4 separate regions of the Homo sapiens genome follow, and regions 2, 3 and 4 are each linked to region 1. Evidence: chromatin loops called from intact Hi-C (ENCODE). Cell type or tissue: GM12878. All regions are shown on one strand. Each heading gives the region's core, and the rest is flanking DNA. Links, peaks and the distances in the headings are about the cores only. Region 1 has its middle 250 kb from the start of LINC00158. Region 2 overlaps LINC01692 (long intergenic non-protein coding RNA 1692). Region 3 has its middle 130 kb from the start of LINC00158. Region 4 overlaps LINC01692 (long intergenic non-protein coding RNA 1692).

What was found. Hi-C counts contacts between places; a loop is a spot of excess contacts. Peaks named below come from ENCODE experiments on the same cell type or tissue, not always from the same donor. Only the 100,000 strongest peaks of a DNase experiment are listed, where the experiment ranks them.
Region 2: a loop joins it to region 1, with 4 times the contacts of the local background. A loop is called at or near these places in 1 of 110 quality-filtered maps.
Region 3: a loop joins it to region 1, with 5 times the contacts of the local background. A loop is called at or near these places in 1 of 110 quality-filtered maps.
Region 4: it touches region 1 in a loop (2.7-fold over the local background); 1 of 110 quality-filtered maps calls a loop at or near these places.

Annotation. Positions count from the first base shown.
Region 1 is chr21:25,173,137-25,180,817 of GRCh38, reverse strand. No RefSeq gene overlaps it. Among named protein-coding and RNA genes, the nearest start is that of LINC00158, 250 kb to the left of the region's middle. In GM12878, for the core only: no CTCF peak of the experiment used is centred there; DNase peaks (open chromatin) are centred at 4,037 and 4,626; H3K27ac peaks cover 609 bases.
Region 2 is chr21:24,891,897-24,899,577 of GRCh38, reverse strand. All of the region lies in intron 2 of LINC01692 (long intergenic non-protein coding RNA 1692), which reads right to left. Among named protein-coding and RNA genes, the nearest start is that of LINC01692, 55 kb to the right of the region's middle. In GM12878, for the core only: a CTCF peak has its summit at 3,235 (motif pointing left); a DNase peak (open chromatin) is centred at 3,107.
Region 3 is chr21:25,295,664-25,303,344 of GRCh38, reverse strand. No RefSeq gene overlaps it. Among named protein-coding and RNA genes, the nearest start is that of LINC00158, 130 kb to the left of the region's middle. RefSeq lists an enhancer at 4,398-4,447. In GM12878, for the core only: no CTCF peak of the experiment used is centred there; a DNase peak (open chromatin) is centred at 4,474; H3K27ac peaks cover 1,086 bases.
Region 4 is chr21:24,952,574-24,960,254 of GRCh38, reverse strand. The region is part of intron 2 of LINC01692 (long intergenic non-protein coding RNA 1692); the gene reads right to left. Among named protein-coding and RNA genes, the nearest start is that of LINC01692, 120 kb to the right of the region's middle. RefSeq lists an enhancer at 4,677-4,726. In GM12878, for the core only: no CTCF peak of the experiment used is centred there; a DNase peak (open chromatin) is centred at 4,504.

The sequences.
Region 1 (7,681 bases), core at 1,442-6,441:
GCTTTTCATTTCATTTTCATTTCATTCATCTCTATTTTCATTGAGCTTTAAAATTGTTATAATCATACTTGAGCTCAGAGCAAACCCGAGGCTCTGAACATTAAATAGTAGTTTGAGCCCAGACAGGGCTCAAAAGAACTATTACCGTAGCACAGCAGATGCACTTCCTGGAAAATGCGGGGTGCCCAGCCTGTGTCTTTCCACTAGTGGATCTCTCAGTTTCCAATACTCTTTCACCTTCTCTCATTGATTTTTTTTTTCAAAATGGATCTCGAACACAATGGAAAAATAAAAATGATTCTCCCATCAGATTGTGTTCAGATACCAAAAAAGACACAAATTGTTGCTGGATGTGATTTTTTGGCAATGACTTGAAGGAAAAATAAATAAAAACATTGGGACATGTGAGTCCCCTAGATCATACCTGCTGGTCTCCTGTTTATCAGTTTATTTTCACGCCTTCCAGCTAACTGCACAATGCCTTCAGTACAGTTGTTAGCAGTGAAAAATTTCTCCACAAGAAGCAGATGATTTGTGCAAACTTATTACCCTTACTTCTCCACCTCCATTTCTTTTTATTCTCTTCCTGTCTCAGATCCATTAGCAATGAGAAGACTTTGAGTAAATCAGAAATCATTAATTCTTAAGGAGATGCTTAAGGCTCATACTGTGGTGCTTGCAATGTATCTGTGTTATTTTTCATGACTGGGAAATACAGGGAGGACCAATAGATTATAAGAAGTCTCAGATTTACTCAGCCTAAGTCAGAGATTCCATTTAAGGTACGTTAAGATCCGAGTCACATGAAAATGAAGGGTTATGAAGCTACCTCTATTAAATACAAAGTATAAAGGTTTTTTTTTTTTATTGCTCTTTAGGCACAGATTATTAATGCTGTAATGACACTAAAGAGTATTAAATGCAAATTTGCAAGGCTCTAAAGGGCTTTATTAGGATAAGCAACATTTTATTGAGTCAATTCAGTTGCTATTTTAATGAAAATGTAGAAAATAAATCTCAGTAGAAGCCACCACAGATGTTGTATCCTGTATTCTGGGGGATAGGCAACTGAACTTCATGGTGAGGGAGGAAAACCTGGAGGGAGAAGAGAAGGGTGAGAAGAAATGCAATTTTATGACTTTAATATGTATTTCAGAATGATTTACCCCCAAATTACTTATTGCAGCTGGCTAATAAACAATTCCCTGCTTTCTGATGCTAAATTGAATCTTCTACCACTTATAAGTAAAAGTTGAAAGGTATTGCCTTTATTTTGTAGGTTAAAAAACCCACATTTTTAGTTTGAAAGTCAAATGAGAAAAGGATGAAGACAAAAGGGAAGGAAGAAAGGAAAGATGGAGCAACAGCTTTTTGGTTTTGGCGTAGTGCCTAAGAAGGCTGGTAGATAAGGCAAGAACCTAAGGTTTTAGTCATGGGATCTACTCTTTATTAAGAATGTGCTCTTAGGCAATTCAGTTAACATTTTGGATTTCAGGGTTTTTTTTTTCTTTAAAACAAGACTAAGATCACATTCCTTTGTGTAGTTCTATCATACTGTAGAGAAATAAGCACCATTGGCTACCCTATGCTAAATACCCATAGTCTTTCTAGGCATTGGGACAACCAAAAACCTTACCACACATTTCAGAATGCTTTCTTGGCAACATTTTGGAAACCACTGGGCCCTAGTTGACCTCTAAGGTTTATTTCAGCTTTAAAAATACTACAATGCTTGTAGGCTACTTATAGAAAACCATGTAATTTATTGTCCAAATGAGAAAACTTTAGGGAGCACAAGTCAGCATTATCAACAATTACACTGGGAAACAGGAGTAAAATCCAAACGTATAATTAACCTGAACATGTTGGTAATTGATTTTGGTGACTCTTTTTAAAAGCAGTTTGATTAAAATGATACAAAAGAAAGATGTGAAAATCAAAAAAGTATTATGAACCAATGAGCCAAGTAACCACTACCTAGATCAAAAGTTAAAATATTGGCCAGGCACGGTGGCTCATGTCTGTAATCCTGGCATTTTGGACGGCCAAGGGGGCAGAATCTCTTGGGCCTAGGAGTTCTAGACCAGCCTGGGCAATATGGTGAGACCCTGTCTCTAAAAAATAAAATAAAATAAAATTAGCTGAGCGTGGTGGCACATGCCTGTGGTCTTAGCTACTCTGGGTGGCTGAGGTGAGAGGATGGCTTGAGCCCCAGAGATAGAGGCTGCAATTAGTGATGAGCCCACCACTGCACTCCAGCTTGGGTGTCAGGCTGAGACCCTGTCTCTGAAGAAAAAAAGAAAAAGAAAAAATTAAAATATCAATATTACCCACACAAGCTCTCCTCATGACCCTTCTCAAATATTACTCCAATCTCTCATTCCCCCCAAAGATAGCCACGATACAGATTTTTACACCATTACTTCTTTTGGTTATTTTTCTTTTATTATGAAAGTGATATGCATTTCTTATAAAAACAACTTATGCTTGAATTGCATAAAGTAAAAAACTAAGGTCTTCTCCCATCGCAAATTTTATTTTTTCTGCAGAAACTACACTTTAAACTATGCTTGTACAAATAATACACACACTTTTTCTTCCAAAATTGATATTATACATATATATTATTATGCAATTTGCTATACTTATTATAGACATATTCTGGCTTCCACATATGTCAGGAATGGCAGCTATGAATATTATTAACAGATTCAAAGATACTGCTGTTTTCTCCCATTCTGGGGGTGGGAGCATATGAACGCTGGACGAGAGAGCCTTGAAGGAGGGTAGGTCAAAGGTAGAGTGAATCCTGTTTTTTCTGAGACATCTTGTTCTTTCATAGATTTTTAAAAAAATCAATGAAATCTATTTTTTTAAAAATCCTAGCAGAGAAATACTGGGGCTGGTGGGCCCTTATATTTCCTGACTGGGAGAGGGACTGGGGGAAGTGAAAAGTCTAAAGGAATCAGACCTACATTCTAGCTCTGTCATTCACTGCTTCTGGGACCTTAGGTCTCTGGAATAAAATGAGGGTTATAATTCCTGTCTGTAGCAAGAGGCTTTAAAGATAATTTTTATAATATGTAATAGATCCATTAGTTGTATACGATCTTAATTTGACTCAACCCCCACAAATTTTGTGCTTTTCTTAACATCAACTAAGAGTATAGGACGACAAAGAAGGAGTGATGATTTGTTATAAGTTGCTTAGGTTTTACATAAAACTTGATAAAATTAGAAGCTATGTAAAATATACTCCAGATATACTCAGGGTTATTAAGTTAGAGGTTAAAGAAAACTAAACTTTACTCTTTATTTTGGTGTTTTAAATCAGGGCCCATGCATTTTAAAGGTTTGCTGAGGTGGTAAATGTATTTTTATGGGTTTATTTAGAATGGAATGTTTCATATTGGGTCATTAACCCAAAAACAGCTGTTGTAAGAGGGTTGCGAAGCCCAGAGGAACAATTATTATTATTTTCAGTGGTATTTGTCATGGCAGTGATATAAGCCCTAAAGATAGAACATGATTTTTGGTGCTGTTGAAGTAAATTCAAGAGTAATCAGATTATAGCTGATGTAATTTAGATGTTTGGAGGTGGGGAATTTTCTGATAGCAAAATCTAATATATGTAGCTCCCAAAATGAAAGCCTCTCTCCACAGATGACCTTCGCCAAGGGAAACATTTTCAATGTGGTCATAGTGACAACTTATAACTTATAAACTTATTTTCCTGGAAGGTTTTGGTTTGAAGATGACTTTGGATTTTGAATCTGGCCTGAAATAAAAGTGTGCGTTGGGGAAAATAAAGGCCTTTTTCTCTATACTTTAACATCTTTCAGTTTAAATTGACCTCCACATCACTTAACAATAGCTTCCATTTTCCATTTGTTACTCATTTCATGCGTGATAAGCATCATTATAGACACTTTGTAGTTTCTCACATGTACTGACAGAAAAGAGAACTAAAGCCTGGAAGAGTAACTTATGCAAAGTTAGTGACACGGTTAATAAATCATAAGACCAGAATTAAATTCTAGATATGAGTCAAGGGCTTTCAGCCCCTATGCTGTGATCCCTGTTTTGTATCCCAACTACATACAAATGAGTCATTCTCTAGAGCTTGCTGGTGAGCTGTTTTGTGGCTTTTCATTTTAGTGTCCCCACAGCACCAAATAGGTATCTAAATGTTTCTTAAATCCAATTTTCCAGAGCTACTAATTCCTCATCTCTATTAGGGAAAGAATGAAGGTTTAAACTACAACTACTCAGGTTTCCAAAAAGGAGGAAGTACTTAAGCTCTTGAATTATTTCAGAAGCCTTGAAATAATCACCCTTCAGATGGCACTGGGATATAATTCCTTTCCTCCTCTTGATTTCCTCCCTCATTTCTGCAACAAAACAAAGAGGTAGCCTCTCTGTGTTCCTGATATCATCCCAGTAGGAATCTTTACTTATAATGATGTTATATTTTATTAATACTGGAAAGTCTTTTGCAAACATGATGGAGTCCATTTGGTTAACTTTGTGTTGAACTCCTAAAACTCGACCTCTTGCAAAGTGGTCTGAGTATTTTCCTTCTCTTTTTGAGGGCATCTTGAAACAACTTACAATGATAGGTACAAATAGAAGAACTAAACCTTATTAGTGACTTATTACCTGACTGAATATACAGTGTGTAGGTTTAAAGCAGGTGCTAAGTTCTTGCTTTGAAAGCAAGAAGTGACCGAGAGAGGTGGCTCACACTTGTCATCCCAGCACTTTGGGAGGTTGAGGTGGGTGGATCATTTGAGGTCAGGATTTTGAGACCAGCCTGGCAAACATGGTGAAACTCCACCTATACTAAAAATACAAAAATTAGTTGGGAGTGTTACACACACCTATAGTCCCAGCTACTCAGGAGCCTGAGGCAGAAGAATCACTTAAACCCAGGAGGTAGAGATTGCAGTGAGCCGAAATTGCACCATTGCACTCCAGCCTGGGCCACAGAGCAAGAGTTGGTCTCAAAAAAAGAAAAAAAAAAGAAAGAAAAAAAGCAAGCAAGCAAGCAGCATTTTGTTTTACACACAGAAAATGGCCCTCTGTTGTAGTCCATGTTCTTCTCCAAAATCCGAGCAATTCCTGTGGCATTAACCAATCTTTCCCTCAAAGTTGTCAGGAAATATTATTTTATGTTCCTTTACTGGAACTGTATGTTTTTCAGAACACTTATCTTCAATATTCAACATGTATAAAAATCTTCTAATAAATGCTACTTATCAGTTTAGATAGCTATCTACCCCCCATTTTAAAAATAAAATTTGTCTGTGCAGCTTTTCCCATTATCCACCGCACCGCAACTACTTCAAACGTGCTCTCTTTTTATATTTCAGATCCTTCCACTTCCTGTCTGGTTCCCTTTGATCCCAGCCTCTCTGACATCACTGGAGAAATGCCAGCCTATGGAAGACAACCTCTGAGTCTCCTGGTGCCAAAACCAAGAACTTACTTGCATCTACATGTAAATCAGATTTTCCCTTGGGCAGCATGGAGCAAATCCCACTGTGAAAAGGTTTCCTCCGTCTTCCTCTTTGTCAGGTAAAAAAACACTTAACTGTCTTCTGCATATTTAACTTCTCTCTGTCCACTCATGCCTTGCTTCATTTATACATGTTCAAGTCTTTCTCATCTAAGGCATGAAACAAAGCAGCCTACAAAACAAACATCAAATTAAGTTAATAAACCTGTGCTTGCATCTGGCCGATCGCTGGAACTTGTGTTTGCATTATCATTCTTCAGCTCCCAGAAATCAGTCCTGTGTTCCTACTAACACTCTCTTCGCCAAGGGAAACATTTTCAATGTCGTCATACTGACAACTTATAACTTATAAACTTATTTTCCTGGAAGGTTTTGGTTTGAAGATGACTTTGGATTCCCCTCCGTAGTAACTCCATGATCAACATGTTGCCAGATTTAGTGCTGTTAAGCGCTGCTTAGGTGTCAGATAAAAAATGAGATAGTTGCACTTTGGGAGGCTGAGGCCAGTGGATTACCTGAGGTCAGGAGTTCGAGACCAGTCTGGCCAACATGGTGAAACCCTGTCTCTACTAAAAATACAAAAATTAGCCAGGCATGATGGTGGGCACCTGTAGTTCCAGGTACTCAGGAGGCTGAGGCAGGAGAATAGCTTGAATCCGGGAAGTGGAGGTTGCACTGAGCTGAGATCGCACCACTGCACTCTAGCCTGAGCAACAGAGCGAAACTCTGTCTCAAAAAAAAAAAAAAAAAAAATAGTTGTACTAAATTTAGGGATTTTTTTTTCCCCCTCCTATCATTCTGGTTATTTGTTCTCTGTTTCCTTAGAAAGCTCCATGCTTCTATTTTCTGTTCTAAATCAGCATTGGAGTTTCTCCTGATAAAAGAAAAACTGCAGGTGAATTAAATTTAAAGGAGTTTAATTGAGCAACCAATGATTCGTGAATCAGGCAGCCCACAGCAGATTCACAGCAGATTCACAGAGACTTCAGCACAGCCACATGGTGGAAGAAGAATTACAGACAAAAAAAGGGAAATGCCATATAGGAATTGGAAGTGAGGTACAGAGCAGCTGGATTGGTTACAGGTTGGCGTTTGCCTTATTCGAACACAGTTTGAACACTCAGCAGTGTATGAATGGTTGAAATATCGCCACTGGAATTGGCCAAGTCTCAGCTATTGTTACAAACACATACTCCTAAATTAGGTTTTCAGTCTTATCTACCTATTAAGCTAGGTTGCAGTTCCTCCAAAAGGACTCAACTACAGAAGTACGGAGTCCTTCTTAGGCCATATTTAGTTCACTTCAACGCTCCCTATGGAATATTTTAGAAATGTAGTGCTTTTAGTTGTCACATTTGAGGTGTTGGGCTATCAGCTTTATTAACAAGAATGGACCAGAGATGATACATCTTTCAAAACCCTTGTAGAGACTGGTACAGTGAAGAACTTGCCCAGGTTTCATGTAACTTTCAAATGTCCTGCCTGATATACACGTAAGTGACAGGGAAGGGGATGCTAAACCTAATTATAAATAAGTGACCTTTTTGTTTTAAATATAAACAAAGCATTTTTTTTGTTTACTTGTGTCATTTTCATATGCCCTGAAATTTCCAGCATTGAAACAACTGTGGTACTTGACAAAGAGTGTATATGGTATAATTAAGAAGTTTACTCAAGAATTTCTTACCATTTTGAAAAGTTATGTTCCCAGAGGCGGTGTTCCTTGTGGAATCAAAATCATTTATAAACCATGATTTATTAAGTCTGTAGATGCCGTGCTCACCATGTCCTATGTAGAGAATAAATATTATTCACTAGTATTTTCTTAAAAATGTGCATTTGCATATTGAAGCATTATAAAGCACCTCTTTGTTGTTTCTTCTCTATAGTTATGGTATTGTATTATTTTCTCCATTTATGTGACTAGGTAGGTTTTAATATCTATGTGTTTCATTTGCAGATAGTAAGTGAACATGACCAAAATTCATAATGCTTAAGCTTTCAGTTAGGGCCAATTTTGTCTTCTCATGGTTATTTGAACCCTGAAAATGTCCAGTTACTATTTATTCATTAAGGGCTTGAGCATATTAGTATCTACAGGGCAGACCTCTCTGCTGGTGTCTGGGCCTTTTATTTATCTGCCCCATGGCCATAACACTTAGA
Region 2 (7,681 bases), core at 978-5,977, 280 kb after region 1:
CAAGGGATAGATAAATGAGTGAATGACATGCAGCAAAGTAGACACAAAAAGGTAGAAGATTACATTTGTGATGTATTTACATGGCAAATGAAATCTCTTTTACCATCTGATATGGTTTGGCTGTGTCCACACCCCAAATTTCATCTTGAATTGCCATCTAAACTGTAGTCTCCACCTGTCTCGGGAGGGACCTGTGGGGGATGTTTGGATCATGGAGGTGGTTTCCCCCCATGCTGTTCTTGTGAGAGTGAGTGAGTTCTCATGAGATCTGATGGTTTCATCAGCAGTGGTTTCCTCTTTCTGTCTCTCTGTCTGTCTCTCTGTCTGTCTGTCTCTCTGTCTGTCTCTCTCTCTCTCTTTCCGTCTCTCTCTCTCTCTCTCTCTCACCTGCCACCCTGTAATATGTGCCTGCTTCACCTTCTGCCATGATTGTAAGTTTCCTGAGGCCTCCCCATCCATGTGAAACTGTGAGTTAATTAAACCTTTTTTCTTTATAAATTACCCAGTTTCAGGCAGCTCTGTGTAAAAACAGACTAATACACCATCTTAATGTCAACTGATTTTTCTGAAAATTTTAAAATAGAATATAGTGGAGATGGTGATTTTCCTGCTACTTAAGAAATGGTTTTATGAACTTGAATTTTGCACATGCCTTTTTAATGGAAGAAGCTATAGAGTACAATAATATTTGTGATGTAAATTCTCTGAGCAAAATCCATTTTGAGTATCTATCTAATAATAAGAAAACATTTACAAGTATACATATAAACACACATATGCATACATGTATTATGTATATGTACATGTAATATACTGAGGTCAACTACATGAAGGTCATTAAGTGTTTTATATATAACATGTACTTAATTATCAAAACTCTATTCATTTAATAATAATATTTTACAAACAAATATGAGGCTTAGGGGAACCAGCTGAATTTCTGAAAATTACACCCCTATAAGTGGGAAAGACAGAACGAACACATAGTTTATCTAACTCAGAGGATGAGCTCTTAATGCTATAGCATTCCTCCTCTTTCCTAGGCTCTGTCAAATCACTTCCATAGAATTTTATTTGTTTAAGATCTGTCCGCAAACACAAAAAAAGACTAGCAGTTCTTCACTTAATTACAGATTTTTAGTAATCATAACACATTAAGGTTGACAGATGCAGACATGTTAGCCAGCTCTTCCTCATTCTTATAAATTATGAATTAAAGCAGCAATGCTATCAGATGCATGGCTTCGATAGCACTGTTAGAATTATATGATGTCAGTTTTATTTTAATCAAACTTTCAACCAAAGTCTTAATATTTCCATTGCACATTTGTACAATGGACTTCATTTGCTTTTATAAGTTTTTGAGTTAAGTTACATCACTGGAATCCAAAGAATACAGAGTGGTAGAAATCATCTTTTGCTTCATCTAACTTCATCTACCTCCACAGAGAAGAGGAAACAAAAATTCAGAGCTCAATAATTTACCATGTCAATAAATAACTAAACTTCTCTGCTAAGAATGTAAGTCTGTGGAAATAACCCTGGACTTTAGAAACCACTGTTCCAGATGCATAATGTTTTTTAGAAATACCTTACTCGAATATTAAAACTAAGCACTGTCTTTCAGCCTAGAATTCTAGGAATGGATAATTAGCAATGAAACCAAATTTTTAATTACATGTTTTGTTTTATAATGTTAGCTGATACTCACATTTAGGAAGGAACCCAAAGAAATATAGCCAGTATTTAGGAGGGAACTCAAAGAAAATTAAAAATATTTTAAATATATCGAACTTTATTTATGCATTGTGTTTAGAGTTTGCACTTTAAGATTTTCTTATCCTGCTATTTGTTTTTTAAGCCAAAGATTTCTTGTGCCAGACTGATGGAAACTGTGGTAAGAAAAAACTGGGGTAAAAAAATTGAAAAAGTTTTGAATCAAGAGGCTTTTCCTTAGAGCAGAAGCATTCCTGATTCACAGGTGATGCTAATGCTTTCTGATCACCCATAATTTGATCTTTCTAAAGGTCCTATGATTACAGGTTTTTCTGTGATAAATTCAATCTCAGATTACTCATATATCAAATTAGAAACGCCAGATGCATCTTCTCTTTTGGACAAACTCTTGATGTATAATTGCCTTTCCAATAATGCATGTCTCCTTATATCAGTCTTTATATTCTGCGAAAAAAAATCAGCCCTTGTTTGTATGTTCTAATTATCTGGTTTGGCAAGAAATTCAAACTGAAGCAATCTTTGCCTTTGCACAATAAATTTATTGCTTTGTTAAGGAAAACATTATTTTTTCTTTTACTTATATAATAAAGCACAATAAACAAATCTGAAGTCATACTATACTATATATCTATTTAAACGGAATTGTATTTTGTATTACAACTGCTCTTAAAATAATAAATTAGAAAAATAAAATGCATTCCAAGCACAGATTTCAGGGTCAAGTTGCTTTTCTAATGGTAATAAGTTGTATATATGTAGCAGCTTCTTTCTAAGACTCTCAAAGGGCTTTATCATGCTAAGGTTGAAATTCAATTTATGTAATTTCAAATCAAATATAATTATCTCTACATTTGAGATGAGAAGATTGCTTTGTTTTATAGTACTTTAATGAATAATTGTAGCTTTGTTTATAGCTTCAACTTCTGGATTGCTTTTAAAGCTCAACAATTATATTTAAAAGTCCAGACTCTATTTTTTAACTTCTATTAACTTCATCTAATTCACTAAAGACTTTGTTCCCCTTTCCCTGAATGCCTGTCATTAATCACTTTGAATTCCACCTCTGCAGAGCTTAACTATCTAACACTCTACTGCCTCAGTCTGTCTTGTTATCATTTATCTTTCCTTCCCCTCCAAGTTACCTATCTATCCACTGCCATGGACACTGTTAAGGTTTGAATGTTGGTGTGCCCCACAGATTCTTATGTTGAAATGTAATAGCCATTGTGACAGTGTTAAGAGGTGGAGGCTTTAGGAGGTGATGAGGGCATGACTGGAATTAGTGGTCTTGTAAAAGATGCTTGAGAAACCCTGTTTGTCCCTTCCACCGTGTGAGGATGCAGCAAGATGGTGCCAACTGTGAAGGAGAGAGCAAGCCCTCAACAGACACTGTGTCTGCTGGCAACTTGATCTTACACTTTCCAGCCACCAGAATGTGAACAATACATTTCTGCTGTTTACAAATGACCCAGTCTAAGGCATTTTGTTACAGCAGCTCAAATGGACTAAGACAGCCCCCTGCTGGATGTATCATCTTCAGATTTTGGGCTACCTTTGGAATTTTATTTCTAGAAGTTTGTTTCCCAACTGCAACCTCTTATCTTCCATAATACTTGCTTAAAAATCTCAATATCTCAATTATTTAATTTCATTGTAAGTTTTAGGCCATTATTCTCATGCTATTTTCATGATGATTTAGTATCTTTTGGCATTCCTTTTTTCTTTTGTCTAACCTAGATTCCATTACGCAACATTATAATTCCTGTTGTAAATACCCTTGGCCACTATATATTACAATCACTATTACTATCACAGTTGTTCTCCCTGAGTCCTCACAAATTTCATCTCCACTCCCCTAGTGAAAGCCACCATCAGCTCTGTTATCTTACTGTTACAGCCACGGAAAGGGTCTTCCCACTTTTTATATAACTCTGCAATATCAACACAGCAAACTGAATGACTTTTCAAAAATATAAATTGCACAATTTATCTTTTATGTTTATGAAGGGCCAACGTTTGCTTATTACTTGAAATAAAATATGAATTCATGTCTGTCTTCGATATCATCCAATGTGATATACTCTGAAGCTAAACTGAACTTCTCTTAATTTCTTCACATTAACCAAGGGCTACCACACTTTTCTGGACTGCTCTTCCCCCTGTGGTTCCTATAACTATCTTTTTCTTGATTTTTTTTCTTTTTGAGATGGAGTTTTGCTCTTGCCCCCAGGGCTGGAGTGCAATGGTGCCATCTCCGCTCACTGAAACTTCCGCTTCCTGGGTTTAAGCAATTCTCCCGCCTCAGCCTCCTGAGTAGCTGGGATTACAGGTGCTCACCACCAAGCCCAGCTAATTTTTGCATTTTTAGTAGAGATGAGGTTTCGTTTTGTTGGTTAGGCTGGTCTCAAACTCCTGATCTCATGTGATCCACCTGCCTCAGCCTCCCAAAGTGCTGGTATTATAGGTGTGAGCCACTGCACCTGGCCATTCTTCTTGATTTTTAAATCTCCCATTCAATATTGCTTCCACAGAAAAGCCAGTTCCAGTCACCTTTCTAAAGTAAACATGTGCACATTACCCACTATTTGTTTTCTCTGTTTATTTGAATTTTCTATTCATTTGTTTTCTTTCATAACATATAAAACAAACAGTAAACATAAACTAATAAACTGGGATAATGTGTACTTCTGTCATCTTCATATTCCCCATGCCCAGCATATTGCCTGGTAAAAAGAAACATCCAAAAATATTTGTTTACTAAACGTCACTAAAGCAATTTTAGGATGGCTTAGAAATTCTAAGCTGTTGGGTTCATGCTATGATCATGTAGCATTTAAGACCAAATCTTACCTCATGGGGTCAAAATAAAAAAAGTATAATAAATTTCCTACCCTTTATTTACCTAGAATAACCAATACCATGTTTTCCTGCACTGTGATCCATGATAATATTTTCGCCTGGAGTATCAAATCAATTGTGTCAGAGTATTATTAATACTTTAATTTGATCTGCTTATGTCCTCATGAGATGAGCTATTAAAGTCTGTAATCAGTCCCAAATAAATTTGCTTCTGCATGGTTTACATGGACTGCAAAACAGTATTTATTAAAATAAATATTCACTGTTTATACATATTCAAAACATACAGTCACATTTAGGTTATGGAAAATAATTGTTAAAATTATAGATTTTCAAATTTTTACCTAAAATATAAATGAATATTATATTTTTCCACTTTTATAAAATTGAGAGTAGAAAATCTAACTGTGCTATCAGTAGTAATTAAAAAAAAGAGGCATAAGAATTTAGCATTGTCATCAAAATAGGTAATTCTAGAATTACATAAATAATATGTAAGCATATTATACTGCATGCTCATTAGCCCTAACATGATAAACAGCTTAAAATAAAAAATAAAAAAAGAAGTGGTGTTGGAAACATAAAAAATAAGTACTTGAAATTCTTGTTATCTTAATAAGTTTAATATTTCTTAAATTTACGTATGTGCCATGCACTTGTACAAAATATGAATACTAAAAACACTTTTTTAAAAAATACTAAATCAATACATTTTAGTTAGGAAATTTAAAATATATATATTAAGAAATAAAAGAATGTTGATGATTAAGTTGCTCAGATTATTTTAATTATAATTTAACTGTGGAATAATCTAATATTTGACTGATTTTTCTGGTTAAGAGAGTGAATTGAGGCCAGGCACAGTGGCTCATGCCTGTAATCATAACTTTGGGAGGCCGAGGTGGGTGGATCACCTGAGGCTGGAAGTTCGAGACCAGCCTGGCCAACATGGTGAAGTTCTGTCTCTACTAAAAATACAAAAAATTAGCTGGCTTTGGTGGTGGGCACCTGTAATCCTAGCTATTTGGAAGGCTGAGGCAGGAGAATTATTTGAACCTGGGAAGCAAAAGTTGCAGTGAGCTGAGATCATGCCACTGTGCTCCAGCCTGGGCAGCAGAGCAAGACTCCATCTCAAATTAAAATAAATAATTCTATTATAAAGACACATGCACACATATGTTTACTGTGGCACTGTTCACAATATCAAAGACTTGATAACAACCCAAATGCCCATCAGTGATAGACTGGATAAAGAAAATGTGGCACATATACACCATGGAATACTATGCAGCCATAAAAAAGGATGAGTTCATGTCCTTTGCAGGGACATGGATGAAGCTGGAAACCATCATTCTCAGCGAACTAACACAAGAACAGAAAACCAAACACCATGTGTTCTCATTCAAAAGTGGGAGTTGAACAATTAGAACACATGGACACAGGGAGGGGAACATCAACACCAGGGCTTGTTAGTGGGTGGGGGGCTGGGGAGGGATAGCATTAGGAGAAATACCTAATGTAGATGATGGGTTGATGGGTGCCGCAAACCACCATGGCACATGTATACCTATGTAATAAACCTGCACGTTCTGCACTTGTACCCCAGAGCTTAAAGTAAAATAAAAAATAAATAAAAATATAATAAAATAATATTAAAAAAAGAGTGAATTGAAAGGACTAAATTTGCAGACTCAGAATGAACACAAACAATGGAACATTGCATTAGTCTATTATAACAGATTAGCAGTGTAGCTTAAAGTGCTTAAACTGCTCAGGAAGTTTAAGCTGCATTTAATGCAATATAATGAAGGCTATAGCACATTCAAAAGTTGGATTACATTGACTGACAACCATTAATGGTTGTTTGAATTGACTAGTCAATGTAATCCAACTTTTGAATATACTATAGCCTTCATTATATTTAAATATATAGAATACTCTTTTAGCATTATGCCAAAATAGAAGTTATGGGAGATGTGGAAGATATGAAGGGGCTTAAACTTTTCTCAACAATAAACGTCAGCCAGTGAGGAGGCTCGATGTCTTCACTTTAGTCTCTTCTAGTCTTGTTTTCATAAGAAATTCATAAATTCTCCTATTTATGTAATAAATAGGGTTAGGAAAGTTTAAAAAATAAAATAAAATGCCTCCCCTACCTTTGAAAAATAAAACAGTTGACTGTCTTATTATTTTTCCTATGTATTTTTGATTGAAACATATCTGCTACTAAGTAATGCAAAAAATTTTTAGTGTTTTGAAATAACAAACCAAGGCACAAGTGTGAGAATTCAGTTAGAGAGATCTCTTTATTAACAGGGGATTTACAAATCTACAACTTGCCATAGTGCCTGATAAGAATAGAAATAGGAAAAGTCCTATGGGCTGAATGTTTGCATCACCCCCAAAAAATCAAATGTTGAAATCATAAACCCCAATGTGATGATTTTGGGAGGTGGTGCCTTTGAGACGTAATTGGGCTACGAGGGTGGAACCCTCATTAGTAACATTAGTGCCCCTATAAGAAGAGACACATGTTTGCTCTTGCTCTCCCCTCTCTACCATGTAAGGATGCAGCAAGAAGACAGCCATGTGCAACCAGAAGGAGGGCTCTCACCAGACACTGGATCTGGTGGCACCTTGATCTTGGACTTCTCAGCCTCTACAACTGTGAGAAATACATGCTTGTTGTTTAGCTATCCAGTCTATGGTATTTTTGTTACAGAACCCTCAACTAAGACAAGAAGTATAGGGTGCCAATTAGCTTAAATTACTATGTTGGTGGGAGCAACTGAAATCTTTATCTGCAATTCCAACTTCACTCTTGACCTGTTGATCTATATCCTGAACATCATTCACCCATTGGCTATATTTTTGTTGTCCATAGGCCAACCTCCAAAGGCAGAGAGGGAAGAGCCCTTCATAATCTTTTTTATTAATTTTCCTTCACATTCCTACTCCAGAAATTGGACATGCCTGGATTCCCAGATTTTCTCTTTTTTTTTTTTTTTTTTTTTTTTGAGACAGTCTCTCTCTGTCACCTAGGCTGCAGTGCAGTGGTATGATCTCGGCTCACTGCAACCTCCAC
Region 3 (7,681 bases), core at 1,604-6,603, 120 kb before region 1:
GTGAGCCAAGATCATGCCACACTGCAAGCCAGCCCGAGTGACAGAATGAGACGCTGTCTTAACAAAAAAAAAAAAAAAGGAAGAAAAGCAAATCAAATTTTAAAAGATAACAAGCCCGACTCAGTAAAAATGTGAAATGGAAGGAGTATATATAGCTTTCTGACCCTGTGAAAGAAAGAATGGCTACAGAATTAGCAGGCAAACAGATGGTCAGATGTAGACACAAATGATAAAATACACTCCAGTATAAATCAATACACAAATCTACAAATAAGATACTGTGATGGGAAATATGGAGGCAGAGAAACCCAGCATAATGCCCTCTAAAAAGCATTTACAAATAACCTACCAATCTGTCTCATTGCCCTATACACCATGATCATCACCAAGGCTTGTGTTGTTCTATTTAAGAGAAATATATATTTTATTATTACTTCATTGAATTATATGAAGCATCTGAGAGCTATTATTTTATCCATTTGGAAATAACACACCATATGTACATATTACTGTTTTTTTAATAAAGAGTAAAATGAAGGATAAGGATGACAATAAGGTATTTCCCAAACTTGAAATTATGCCTACTCTGTGTGAAATTAAGAAAAGTAGCAGCTATTGTGAAGACCTTAGAATATCTCCTAGGACTGAAACCACCATTTTCTGGGAAGAAAATGGGATGTAACTATTGCTTATTTTTCCTAAACAAAGTGAATCAAGTTTTTTGTGTTCTTTCCAAAAACAGGCTGTATTACTACAACAGGGAAAGAGAACATATACTGTCTACTGACTGTCTTTAATAGGAACTCTGTTTGGAGATTACATCTGTTTGCTTCTATTTTTATATAAAATTGAGTGAAATCTGCCCTTCCTGGTCCATAGATCCCTAAGGTACATGAGTTATCAAGACCAAAACTTATGCTTTATTCAGAGGATTAAGACCAATTGCAGATAAAATCCTCTGTTGCTTGCTCACCCCCATCCTCAAAGCCAGCTCTGCAGCTTAGGCCTGGCACCTTCTCTGACCGAATCTGCTGCCTTCAGATGACATCCAGGCATTGGCCTGGCACTGCATTTGGCAAATTATGTAAAAGTTGAGTTGCATGTTTGCCTTTTTGTGTCTCTAAAATTTTGTCTCATTCTGAAAATAGGAAGTATAAGTATGATATGGTCTGGACAGATAAAGTAGCTCAAGTTCGACAAATGTGCAGTACATGAATTAACTTTTGTATCCCTATCAAACACTTAAGGAGTATGCAAAATTTTGTATGCATTTACTATATTTGTTTTTCTGGGAAAATGATCTGTAATTTTATTATATCTTCAAGGGTATCTGAGATATAAAATCAATTAAGAACTACTGATACAATACAAAAATTCAACCATCTATAGAAAAATTCCAAAATAATTACTAATAAAAAGATACAGTGTTTCAAGGTACATCAAGAATGTATTTAGTCTGAGAAGATCTATAAAAATTAAACCTCAACCAAACCAACAAATTAAAAATACCCAAAATTTAATACATTGCATTATTCTCTATTTGAAAGAAAATCGAGAACTGATTTTGAAAGTAAAACACAATAATAACTTTTCAGTATGCCTCTAATATTTGAGTCAGAAAGAAGACTCTGACTCAAAAACCCAAGAATCTGCCTATGAAAAGTTACATTTGGTGGTCAATGCCTGAGGAAATCAACATAAAGATCACACAGCTCATTCTAATTTCTCTGTGTCCATACTCACCAAGCAATCTTTTGATAACAGTTTGTCTTTCAGGGTAGATATTTATGCACACAGGTAAACAATATACTACATAGTGGATATGAGAATTTGCTTTCCTTAGTAGTTGAAATTCTCAATGCAAATGATCAAGTTGGCATCTGGCTTACATATCCTTCCATGAATTTGGTTAGTATCAGTCTTATTTCGAAGGTGATATTTTTCTGTTTCAGCCCACTCTTCTTGAAGCACAAATTCCTCAAAGACACAGTAAGTCCAGAATACCATATAAATGGTACAAATAAAATGTTCAGGGTCTAATACTTAGTATTAAAAATGCTAACCTAAACATGTTTCTGCTTTGGAAAGAATGATGCAGTCATGGAAAAATTATCCACCAAGAAAATCTTGTCAATAGCTTTTTTAAAGTTTAGAATATGCATGCAATTCACAATTCTCAGTCAGCTCCTCATATTTTAAAGGGGCCTCAGAAGTCGAAGGTGTTTTAATGGATTAATGCATGGATTAAAATCTGGAAACCGTTCTTCATGCACACTAAATTTTCTTGTAATTCAGCAACAAACATTTAAGGCTATTTGTCAGTTATCTTAAGCTTTACAAAGCCCTGAAGATGTAGAAAATGCCGGCTCATTCGGGTGCCCCGATCTTCCAGGAAGTGCTCTTTATCGGAAAAAAAATTTTCTAGGAAATTAGATGTTAATGAAGAATGTGGTTCTACACAGGACAGTGTGTGAAGTAACAAGGACAGATTAGCCTCAGGGTAGAGCAAATCTGACCTGGGAGCAGGAAGCCAATCACTGTGACATCTGCATGACAGCAGGGGACTCCAGACAACATCATATAGGCCTTAGCATTTGCATATTGTTCATGGTCAATATACCATTTTAAAGATACTTTCTTAGATTTGAAAGGGAGGTTAATAACATAACGAGGTTCAAGTAAGATTAAAAAATAGACCCAGGAGGCGGAGGTTGCAGGGAGCCAAGACTATGCCATTGCACTCCAGCCTAGGGAACAGAGCAAGACTCTGTCTCAAAACAAAAAACAAAAAACAAAAAAAGATTAAAAAATAGTATTTCACAGTTACAAAAAGATAAAATTTATTATCGTACTTGTGTGTGTGTTTTTAACAACATGGTCTGATTCTTGATACATATCATCAGTCACTTACAGTAATATGAGAGAGGAGTAAGAGCATCTAAGAGGAATGCCAACTTGATACCACTACAGTTAAAGTGAATCATAAAAGTGTTGACATTTTTTAAACAGGGAGATTCATGGCAAATTTGATTCACTTATTCAGTATTTTAATACTTATACGTTAGTTTCTTAATATCTGTCTCATAATACATCTGAGACTTAGCTACTTGGGGGCGATTATTTTGTCTATGTGAACTCTGTCTAAAAAAAGAAAAAAACTGGTTATCTAAAACCTTGACTTGAGAACAGACTTACATAAAGTTTTTGAAGGTAAATGATCCATCAGATCCAATTGCAGGAAGCAATAAGGAGAGAACACTTTTTGCACTTTGTGTATATTAATGGTGTGGTGCAGCTATACTGAAGTGGGAGAATGAATGTTATTTATGGTCATAACCTGGTACTTTCCTAATTGCCTGCTTCATTTTGAAATTGTGTTCTATTTCATACTTTAGAGTCAATGTTGCCGAGGGCATCGTGCTTCATTTTGAAATTGTGTTCTATTTCATACTTTAGAGTCAATGTTGCCGAGGGCATCGTGAGTGGTTATTTCCTGTTTCAAAAATGAACATATGAGAAGTACTGGGGAAATGGACAGGCAATTAGCATCTCCTGGAATAAAGTGAAAAACAAAATGAATGATTGATATATAATTAGACAGTAGAGATGATTCACTAATCATTCATTTATTTACTCAGGTAGTACATACATATGAACTTGATACCTGTACCTTTATTATTAATACATACATTAGTCCAGGTCATTCACTCAACTACTTCACGAATACATATTGAGTTTTTACTGTGTGATGTGGTTGCATATTTTGTATTGTAAACTTCCAGAGAATATCCTCATACTGCAACACCTGTAAAATCAGCACATATGGTTTTGTGTTTTCAGATGATAACGATGATGATTATCATGATAGAAAATAGTGAAAAAATCCTCTTAAAGTATAATGTTGAAGAATGACACAGAAAAGAGAGTGAAAAATAAAGCTCTTATTATTTTTCAGGAGAGGGAATGATTACCACTGAGGTAAGATCATGCAGAAGTATAGAAATACTTTGTGTTATCTTTAGAAACTTGCTAGTGTAATCTTAAATGTTGCGAAATAATCCATTATATGTCGATGCCACAATTTACTTAGTCATTCTTATTGATCACAATATAACATATATCTTGGGGTATAAATATTTGCCAGTTTCAGCTTTAAGTCAGCATACATTCTCAGAAGTGGAACTTTGGCTCAAAGGGCATGGTTAATTTTATGGCTCTTTAGATATAACATCTCACTGATTTCTAGATATTTGCACCTCTTGGTACTCAAACCAGCAGTGTATGGTGAAGATTAACATAGACTTGAGTGACTAAGAAGGAAAAAGAAAAGTCACACCTAGTATATACCTACTGCCCCAGACACAATGCTTTCACACATATTACATTATTTAAATATCACAGCTGCTTTGTGGAACATTTTGTGGTTGAAGTTAAGACTTGAAAAATAGCTTGAATGGTGCATACATTTGGAAAAGGTGAAAAGAATGAGGAAGTACCTTCCAGATGGCAGAAACTCCTGGAACAAGAAGTTGTGAACAAATATAGTCCTGTGGTCTTTGAGGTGACCTCAAAATAGCATCCCTACTTCTTCTGTGTGTTCTGACCCAACTGAAAAGTAAGACAGCAGTAAGGCACAGAGGAACAAAATGTCCCTTGTGTGGTCAAGGGTTTTCTAAAACTAAAATCCCCAAATGAGTCAGCAAAGATAAGTGTTCCCACTCCATCCCAGTCCACTCCACTACCACTTCACATAGGGGCAGGGCCCTTTGAAATTTAAGGTATGGGATAAAAGAGGAAAAAGTATGTGTTCTGCAGGTAGCAGAAAGGAGCTGGACTGTGGCTCACTGATTACTCCTTCTAATCTCAGCAATCAATACATTATTCCTTATTGTAAGGAAACGGAATGAGTAAAAGGGTGAGGAAAGGCTAGGCTTCTTGTAGCTAGAAAAGTTCCCTTCATGTGGAAGGCAAAATCAGGAGTGGGGAATAAGTAGTTGCCATCCTACCACAGGGGAACTTGAGGAATTGTGCAAAGACTGGTCTGGCTAATGTTCATGTCAGGAGTGACTAGAGGGTTGAGTTGTGGACCATTTTAAGCGTCATAGTGAGGGATCAGCTTCTGTCTTTGGGTGCCTCTGGTGATTACTGAACAGTAGAGATACAACATAGCTTTTCCATCTCTTTTGTATTATAATTGTCTCTTGAAAATCCTCAGCTTGTTGAATTCCATGCTAATGGAGTGTTTTATTTTATTTTACTTTACTTTTTTAAAGTTCGGGGGTACATGTACAAGATGTGCAGGTTTGTTACGCAGGTAAACATGTGGCATGGTGGTTTGCTGCACCTATCAACTCATCACCTAGGTATTAAGCCCAGCATGCATTTCATTCTTTTCTCTAATGCTTTTATCCCTGCTTCCCTGATAGGCCCCAGTGTGTGGTGTTCCCCTCCTTGTGTCCATATGTTCTCATTGTTCAGCTCCCACTTATAAGTGAGAACATGTGGTGTTCGGCTTTCTGTTCCTGTGTTAGTTTGCTGAGGATAGTGGCTTCTAGCTTCATCCATGTCCCTGCAAAAGACATGATCTTGGTCCTTTTTATGGCTGCATAGTATTCCATTGTGTATATGTACCATATTTTCTTTATCCAGTCTATCACTGATGGGCATTTGGATTGATTCCATGTCTTTGCTATTGTGAGTAGTGCTGCAATGAACATATGCGTGCATGTGTCTTTATAATGGAATGATTTATATTCCTTTGGATATATACCCAATAATGGGATTGCTGGGTCAAGTGGTATTTCTGGTTCTAAATCTTTGAGGAATCACCACATTGTCTTCCACAATGGTTGAACTAATTTACACTCCCACCAACAGTGTAAAAGCTTTCCTATTTCTCCTCAACCTTGCCAGCATCTGTCGTTTCTTGACAGGGTGAGACTCAATCTCAAAAACAAACAAAAAACAAACAAAAAATAATGGAGTGTTTTAAGTAAACATTCTAGTTTATGCCAGGTCTTAAGTAAACATTCTAGTTTGTCTTGGACTGGGTCCTGCCTCAGGTGGCATTCTCTCTTCCACTATGATCTGCTTCTGTGGGCCAAAATCAACAAAACAACAACTGGCAATAAAATAATTCCACTATAGAAATTATTCTAAAAATATGGTTCAGAATTATGAATAGTTAGTGGCCACAGACAAGGAAAAATTACAAATTTAATCATTAGGGTGAGGTAGCAGGGTGCTTCTTGCAACAAACCGGTACTCATTTGGTCATTACTGATCTTCCCGTCTGAAAAGAGATAATTCTAAAGAGAATTCAGTTTGCCTGTCACGTACAGTTCACAGATCACAAGTTACAGATGATGTCTTCTGGGAAGAGCATCTGAGTAGGAGAACGATGTTGGCTCCAGAAATCAAAAGGAAATGATGAATTTTCTTTGACTTTTTGGTTAAAGTATAAAGCTGCCCTCAGCAGCAAATGACTTCACATAGGTGCCCCTTAAAGGGTCAGATATAGATTCTCTTCCAATTTATGTCTGTAACAGCTGTAAAATGTTAAGACATAGTCTTTATTGCCATGGACAATCACCTGTGCTTTGTGGCTTTGTTACAACCTAAACATCACCCCCAAGCCTTGGACTCTTCGCATTCTGTGAAGCAGGTCCACTGTGCACTGGCTAACAACTTGTTCGAGTCCAGTGAGACAAAACGTTCTTATATGCAACAAGATGCATGAAGCCAGTTTATTACTTACAGATGGGCAGCAAGGGATAACAGAAACCAAGGACTCATTGAGAGTCAGTCGCTCAAGGCTCAGGAAAGCTGCCTGGGATGGGTGGAGTCTTGAGTACATATGCCCTGCTTGCATTGCACATGAGGAAGCCTGAAAAGCTCCCTTTGCAGGATTATACACTTCAGGGTCACGTGACTTGCTGTGATAAGGCATCGAAGGACATCCTGTTCAAGGGTAGGGGACTGGAACAGAGCCCAGGATGTTCTGGCCAGTTCCTTTCTACCTCAAGATGTTGCATTCCTTGCACATTCTATGGTTATTCTTGAGAACTGCAAGTGAGAAAATGGGGAGAACTGGGTCTGTCCAAGGCTACCTGAAGAACAGTCTTACAAGTTCCTGTAGATAATCAGGACAATGCATTCATTAGCCATATGTTTTACAACATTATTGTTGAGTATGTTTGAGAATAGTATTTTCTCCATTACATTAAAGAATGCTGCTCTGAATCCTTGGGATTTATGAATGTGGACCATGAAAGCCCAGGGGCTCCTGCATGGAGTTAGTCTTCCTGCTATTCATTTGGGTGGATGCAGATGGTTCAGTGGAGTTCAGTCTTGAGTTTTTCTCAGTAAGGCCAGCTGGAAGGAGAAGTGGCTATGAGTGCTTATAGCTGCCTCACTGTGCTCAAATGAAGCTCCCTGTCTTCTCCCCAGGCAGATGCTCTTCAGTAGAGGATATGTCTGTCTACATCTGGCATTTTCACAGTGTCATTTACATTCTCCTCACAGTAGTAATTTTCATCTGCTGTCTTCCCAGTATTTTCCAGAGCCACTCTTGGGATTTAGCCCATATTTCCAGAAATCCCTCAGCGACAACTGCTCTCTATCCCGGAATATAAAGTGATATGTGGTTTGTAAATATAACATTTACAATTTGCTACAAAAT
Region 4 (7,681 bases), core at 1,603-6,602, 220 kb after region 1:
GGCTCTTCATTTCTCTTTCATATCTGTTTTACTCATTTCTCTCTCTTATTCTCCTTCTTGTCCCACATTTCCATCCCCTAAAGAGCCACTAGATTACAGATTCTTCCTAAAAGTTTAATTATTCTATTTTTATCTGAGTAGGGCTGAGGAGGCAAGAATGGAGTGTTGGGCATCTGACAAGATACACTTCCTGCATTTAACCTCTGTCCTTCAATATCTACCTTATTTTGTAACTACCAGCAGAATGGGAAAGGCTGAATAACTAACTGCTAAATTTTAACAAATCTCTGTGAAGTGTCATGTCATTTTTCTCTAAAAGTCAAAGTGATAAAATCACTGAAGCATAGGAAAATGACATTAGAGACGTCACCTCCTTTAACTGTATAAATCACTCTCTAGGTTTTAGCTGCTCATTATAAATCTCATCAGTCAGTAATACCTGTTATGTATATAACAGTGAATATATAATTTATCATTCAAATTTGGCTTTTTGTGAGTGACCATGGGCACTATTAAATAAAAATCAGTCTGCAAGGCAGGCATGAAGCAGAACTCTGCGAAGGAAAACTGAAATTGTGTTTATCCTACTTATAATGATATTTAATAGAGGTAGTCACATAGTCACTAACAGATAAGGTTCTAGAATCACAGGGAATTGGGTTTGTATTCCAGTGTTCAGGAGACAGCTGTTTGACCTTGGGGACATCACTGAACTTCTCTAACTTTATTCCCCAAATCAGCATAGTGTAGCTATCACTGGTTTTAATCTCATAGAACTATTATGAGGATTCATTGAGGTCAAATGTATAAGTTGGTTTCCTTAGATGTTATGTATGTAATGAATTCAAATGTTATGAAAATAGAGGCATAAGATTAGTGAGCCTCTTCATATTTAAAATAACAAAGGAATGTATTAAAATGAACGTAAAAATGACAAAGTAAAATATAAAATGTGTCCACAAATATGATGGTACTAAAAATTGGTTCTAATTTCTTTCTTTTTTTTTTGAGACGGAGTTTCGCTCTTGTTGCCCAGGCTGGAGTGCAACGGCGCGATCTTGGCTCACTGCAATCTCCGCCTCCCAGGTTCAAGCCATTCTCCTGCCACAGCTTCCCAAGTAACTGGGATTACAGGCATGTGCCACCATGCCTGGCTAATTCTGTATTTTTAGTAGAGACAGGGTTTGTCCATGTTGGTCAGGCTGGTCTGGAACTCCTGACCTCAGGTGATCCGCCCGTCTGGGCCTCTCAAAGTGCTGGGATTACAGGCTTGAGCCACCGTGCCCAGCCTTCTAATTTCTTTATGTATAAGTACATGACTAGATAGCAGAACTAGAGATAATAATATCTTAATATATGATAGAAATGGCTTTTAGTGCTTTTTCTATATTAACTAACTTAATCCCTTCAACAACTCTATGAAGAGCTATTCTTGTGGGGAAATTGAGACACAAAGGTATTAAGAAGCCTTTTCTTTTCTTTGTTTTTTTTTTTTTTTTTCTTTTTTAAGACAGGGTCTCACTCTATTGCCCAGGCTGGAGTGCAGAGGCATGATCTCGGCTCACTGCAACCTCCACCTCCCAGGTAAAAGCAATTCTCCTGCCTCAGCCTCCCCAGTAGCTGGGACTACAGGTGCATACTGCCACACCCAGCTAATTTCTGTTATTTTTTTTAGTAGAGACAGGGTTTTACCATGTTGGCCAGGCTGGTCTTGAACTCCTGACCTCAGTTGATCCACCCATCTTGGCCTGCCAAAGTGCTGAGATTATAGGCATGAGCCTGGCCAAGGAGGCTTTTCAAGGTCACCTAAGAGGTAATTGTCAAAGCAGAGATTTACACCCAGGCGATTTGGTGTCTTAACCTTTAGGATATTCAGACTCTCGGTATGAATAGAAATGAAACAACTCTATAACAAATTTGGAATTAGAGAAATAAATATTTTTAATAAGTTTTAAAAAAATCTGACTTTTGCTTACAGTGAAGAAAACCAGATTTATTTTCCAATCTTAAAATAATAGAAAACCAAACAAAATATATGAAACAACGGTTTTTGTTGTTATGCTTTCATTTTTGTTTTTATATTGAACAACGGAAATATGCAGTACAGGAAAGTGATTCCTGAATAAGAGAAAACAAATGAGTTAAGCCCCATCATTGCCTCAGCTTACTGCTTTAATAGAGTTCCTACGCTTAAATACAAAACACAGAGAACTGAACAGAGATTAGTGGTCCTGCTGAGTTGAGGAGACATTTGGAGTTCAGAAGACCAAGGTAGTTAAAATTTATAAGAAAAAATTTGGAGAGTAGAGAGATTGACAGCCCTGGATATTTGCAATGAGGAAAACCTCTTCTTTTTATCCCAATACTGAAATTTGCCTGCATGAGACAGCATTGTCTTAGGTGAAGAAAACAAGTATTGAAGAGAAATAATGCTTGTAACTCCTCAGAAGAGTTCTATACTGAGTGATTTTTTTGATCATCCTAACAAATTAACAATTCTAACTTAGAAGCAGTTGTTGAAAAGGATCCAACTGGTCCCAGGTATCTTAACTGTGATCTAATGCAAAGCCCGACAATATTTAAAGGACTACAAAAAACATTCAGAAAACAAAAACATAAATTCTACCATGCCCAACACCCAAACAAAAATTGACAGGCATGAAAGGAAGTAGAAAAATATAATCCATAACAGAGAAAAATCAATAAACAGAAATAGGCTTTCAAATGTAAGGTATTATAGAATTAGCAGAAAAGAACACTAAAACATCTATTAGATGTATAATTCATATTTTTAAAATGTATAAAAATAATGAGTAGTAAGATGTGAAAAGAATTAAATTGAATTTTTAGAGATAAAATACACTATCTGAAATAAAAAATACATTGGAAGATATTAACAGAAGATTAGAAACTGTAGAATAAAATATCAATAAATATAAATACATAGAAATGTAAATTATTCAGATGAAACACAGAAAGGAAAAACCAACAAATATTAGCAGGGCTTTTATAGGCTACTACTGAGCTACTACTAACAGGTTACTTTTGGGTAAAACAATTTGAGGCAGTTATCAATATACTGAATTGGACAAATAATAGTTAACTGTGAAAATCTAACTGAATTATGTAAAGAGAACAAATATATATATATATATATATATATAAATAAAATTTATTTTAACAAAGTCTATGCAGCAGATTTTGGACTCAATTCTTTGCCCTTAAGGTAAGAATGTTGCCATTCTGTTGAGCATAAGAAGGGGGTCTTTACATGGGAATTATATCTTTGTGGGTTTTTAAGTGTTTTTTCTAAATAGTATGTCAGAATAGTGAGGAGTTTTGGATAAAGAGAGTTTAGCTCACAGAAAGATAAAGAGACAGAATTGTCAAAAGAAGGAGGGGGAGCTCTGGAAAGGAAAAAAAGTTTTAGTTAGCTTTGAGACAGTATTTTGTAGCAAGGCAGTCTTTGAGTCCTGAATGGTTCTTTGTTTCCTAGCCTCAAGATATCAATGCGATAAGCATATCTTGTTTAAAATGTAAAATTTTATAGCAGCAATCTTTTATTCTAGTTTTAAAACAACAGGTGGTTTGAATGATCCCTATAATGTTTAAACATGTTACCAATCAGAGTCCCAGAAAATGTCTTGGCATGGCTTTAAACTTTCTCAGGTTGAGTTTATCCAAAGCCTTAAGGTGCAGGAATTTTCCCTATAGTTTTTAAATGTAAAGCTTACCTGGGTACCTGAAGGCAGCTGGTCAGAGACCATCCCCTCGGGACATGGATTACTCATTGCAGGGACCTGACAAAGGTGTCCCTTCTGATACCCTTAGTGTGAGCATTACAGCAAAACCTGAAATGTGAGCACACCCCAGGAAGCACGAGTGTACCCACAAATTGCAAGTGTACCCTACAAAATGTGAGTGGACCCCACAGGGCTGATAGAGCCTAATGAACTGGCTTCCTGAAGAAAAGTTTTCAAGGCTTCAACCTAAAAATGGGAGATCTTAAATCCTAGAAAGCAGCCAGAAGATAACTGAGTTCAAGGGACTCTTGTAGGCATCAGGTGTTGTTCCAGATGTGGCTGGGAAGGAGCTTGGGGGCCACTTCTGATCCCATCGTTGTCCCCAAAGAAATGTTAACAAAAGTCATGAGATTTGCAGAGGGAAAAGGAGTAGCTTTAATTTCTATATTAAAAAAAAATCTGCAAACTGGGGAAGCAAAGCCTTCAGTGTAAGTGAAATGTGTTCTCTAAAGAGGGTAGGGTGAGGCTGATGTTTATGCCTTACATGGTCTGTTTTGCATAATTGGGTCATACGTTTTCAGCGGGTTTGGGGAAAATCTATGTATATTTATGAGGGAAGTCAGGCACATGCACAATGGGTAAACAGATATGTAACATACACTCTATGTTCACTTTGTGGTTGAGTTTTAGTATTAAAATGAGGGGGAGTTTAGCTGACTACATTAAAAGGTGAACTACAGAGTTCAAAGCATTTTGTGTACATCCTGTGTAAGGCGGCCGAAACTGGCTTGAGGTTTGTGGTTGTGTATCAGGAAAGAATGTTTGAAGGACCAATACCCTGTCTAATCAGAATTTGTGATGGGACTGCAGAACCGGAGGGGAAACAGTAGGATAAGGGGCAAAGCCTGGGTTGGATAGTCTTTCAATAGAAACTACAAGTCTTTCAATTAGGAGGTTCCAGGTGTCAGCTGAGCTTGTGAGGGTCAGAGGGGACACTCTAGCTGTAGTTGTTTTGACAAGGCTCTTTAGGAACTGGTTTCTGCTTAATTACAGGAAAGAAAATTTCGTGACAGTACTGAGTAACACAGGGATATGTGACCAGCTCCTCACCCTGCCATGACCCTTTGATTCTGTTTGGTTGTGCCTCATGTTAGCCATGAAGAGTTCATCTTGCCTGTCTGTTGGGGTATATTTTAATATGATCAAATAGGAAAGAAAACAGTGTTCTTCAGCTGATGAATGGCTAGACAAATTGTAGTGAACTAACCTGCTATTATCTTCTTTTTTTTTTTTTTTTTGAGATGGAGTCTCGCTCTGTCGCCCAGGCTGGAGTGCAGTGGCGCAATCTTGGCTCACTGTAATCTCTGCTTCCCAGGTTCAAGTGATTCCCCTGCCTCAGTCTCCCAAGTAGCTGGGATTACAGGCACGCGACACAATGCCCAGCTAATTTTTTGTATTTTTAGTAGAGACGGGGTTTCACTATGTTGGCCAGGATGGTCTTGATCTCCTGATCTCATGATCCACCCACCTCGTGATCCACCCGCCTTGTGATCCACCCTCCCAAAGTGCTGGGATTACAGGCGTGAGCACCGTGCCGGGCCCTAACCTGCTATTATCTTAATGTTCATGTGTCCCTAAGATTCATATGTTGAAATCCTCACTCCCAAGGTGATGGTATTAGGAAACTGATCCATCGGGAGGTTACTAGGTGTTTAGGCAGAGCTCTTGTGAATGGGATTAGTGCCCTTGTAAAACAGGGTCTAGGGAGATCCTTACATCTTCAACCATGTGAGGTTATAGTGAAAAAGCAGCTGTTTAGGAAGTGAGCCCTTAGTAGACACCAATCTGCAGACACCTTGATCTTGGATTTCCAGCCCTAGAACAGTGAGAAATAAACTTCTCTTGTTTATAAGCAAGCCAGTTTAGAGTATTTTTTTTATAGCAGCCCAAACGGGCTAAGCTACCATTCAATGGAATGTTACCAGTGATAAAAAGAGATGAACAAATATAAATATCAACATGGTTAAATTTCAAAAGCATTATAGGAAGTGAAAGAAGTGAAACACAAATGGCTGCAAACTATATGGTTTTGTTTATGTAAAAATATTTTTTACAAGGCAAAACTATTATTTTAGAAAGAATAGAGTTTGCCAGTTTCAGGGAGGTAGGGAAAGCTAATTGACAGGAAAGAGCTAAGTAGTACAATTTTGGGGGTGACGAAGCTATTTTGCTAGTATTACTGACCATACATATGTTGAATTTTATACCAAAAATTGGTACATTTTATTCTAAAATTATGGCTGAACAAAGCTGATTTAAAAATTTAGGTAAGCATAATATTAAATATTTGGAGGTGACTAAAGAAATATGTAACCAAAAAACCCATAATAAAATGCAGAAATGAATATACGTAGCAAATTAATCATGCTACATATTGATGAGATTATCACAAACTAGAATATTTTGATAAGAATTTGAAATTTAAATTATAGTCACAAATAGTAAATATGAAAACATTGCCTATTAAAATATGCTTTTTTAATAGAAAATACCAATGACATTGACCCAAATAAATATATCAGGTCCGAAGTCATCATTTCTCAAATCGTAAATAAAATCATTTAAAAAGTGAAGAAATAAGCTTAAGTAAAAAAGACTTATTAATTAAAAACCCCAAATTGAATGAAATTATGAATTAGCTAAAAGAGAATGTGTGGGCTTCAATGTGCATCATTAATTTTAAGTGAAAATAGAAACATTAAGTGTAATATATCACAGTACAATAAAGTGCCATCAAAATTTCTGTCATTTTGACACATCATTTGAAAATGTAGGCAAAAACATGTGAAAAATTGCTTAAAACTCTTTGCCATCTGGGCAATATCAAACAAATAATACTTTAAAAAAAAGAGTAAAAGGTTAGGATATTTTTTATATGGCTCTGGAATGTATAAGTAAAAATAAATTGGAAGTAAATTGGAGGACATTAAAAGAACTATATATTCATTGGCCTTAAAATATAAAAGTGCCAACTAACATCTTAAACTATTGACCTGTATTTCTACCTGAAATCTACAAAATAAAAAGTTGATAAATTTCTAGAGTTGAATCCCAAACACTTAGTCAGCATATGTATGGAATAGCCAGGATTGAAGCTGTCTGAGACAGTTAGAGATAGACTCTGCAGCAGGCAACTCTAACTACTACACCGCACCAATCAACTTTCGGGAATGCTAATTAGACATGCTTGGCTAAGTTGAACAAAATTCCAACATAAGCTTTTAATGAAAGGCTAAATTTCCTAATACATACTTACTATGTTTCAGATAGGAGAATGGAAATGGGTAAAATATTTTCTATGAAACCCTATTCTTACATATTTTTTGCATATCATGTTCCTGGGTTCAATATCTTTCATTCACTACAGTTTTCATATTTGACCATATTTTCCCCAACATTTGTTTATTAAACGGGTAAGAGGAAAAACTAGCCTAGCTTCATTCTACATTCATTTCTCCTGCACTACTTATACACACAATGAATAGCTAGTAAACTATAGAGCTACAGTATTAATTTTAAAAGACAGTTTCACTGCATAAGATGCAAGAATCCAATAACTGGTGCCCTAAACATGAGTGGAATATTAGAGAACTAATGAAGAAAAACTTAAAAGTCTACTTTTCTCCGTCAAAGACATTGATGTCAATTTCACCATGCTTTGAAAATTTCATGTTTATTATTTTTCTGATGTTTATATCTTCTCTCTTACTCTGTCCTTGCCTGGATCTCACTAGTCCTTTTCTAATACTTCACACTAGATTGTAAACTTCATGATAGCTAGTGTATCTTATTCATTGCTTTCAGAGAAAATCTTAATAAAATAATATTTTTAATCGATGGTAACAACCAGTGTCTTTAACAAAACTAAGAAATGTGAT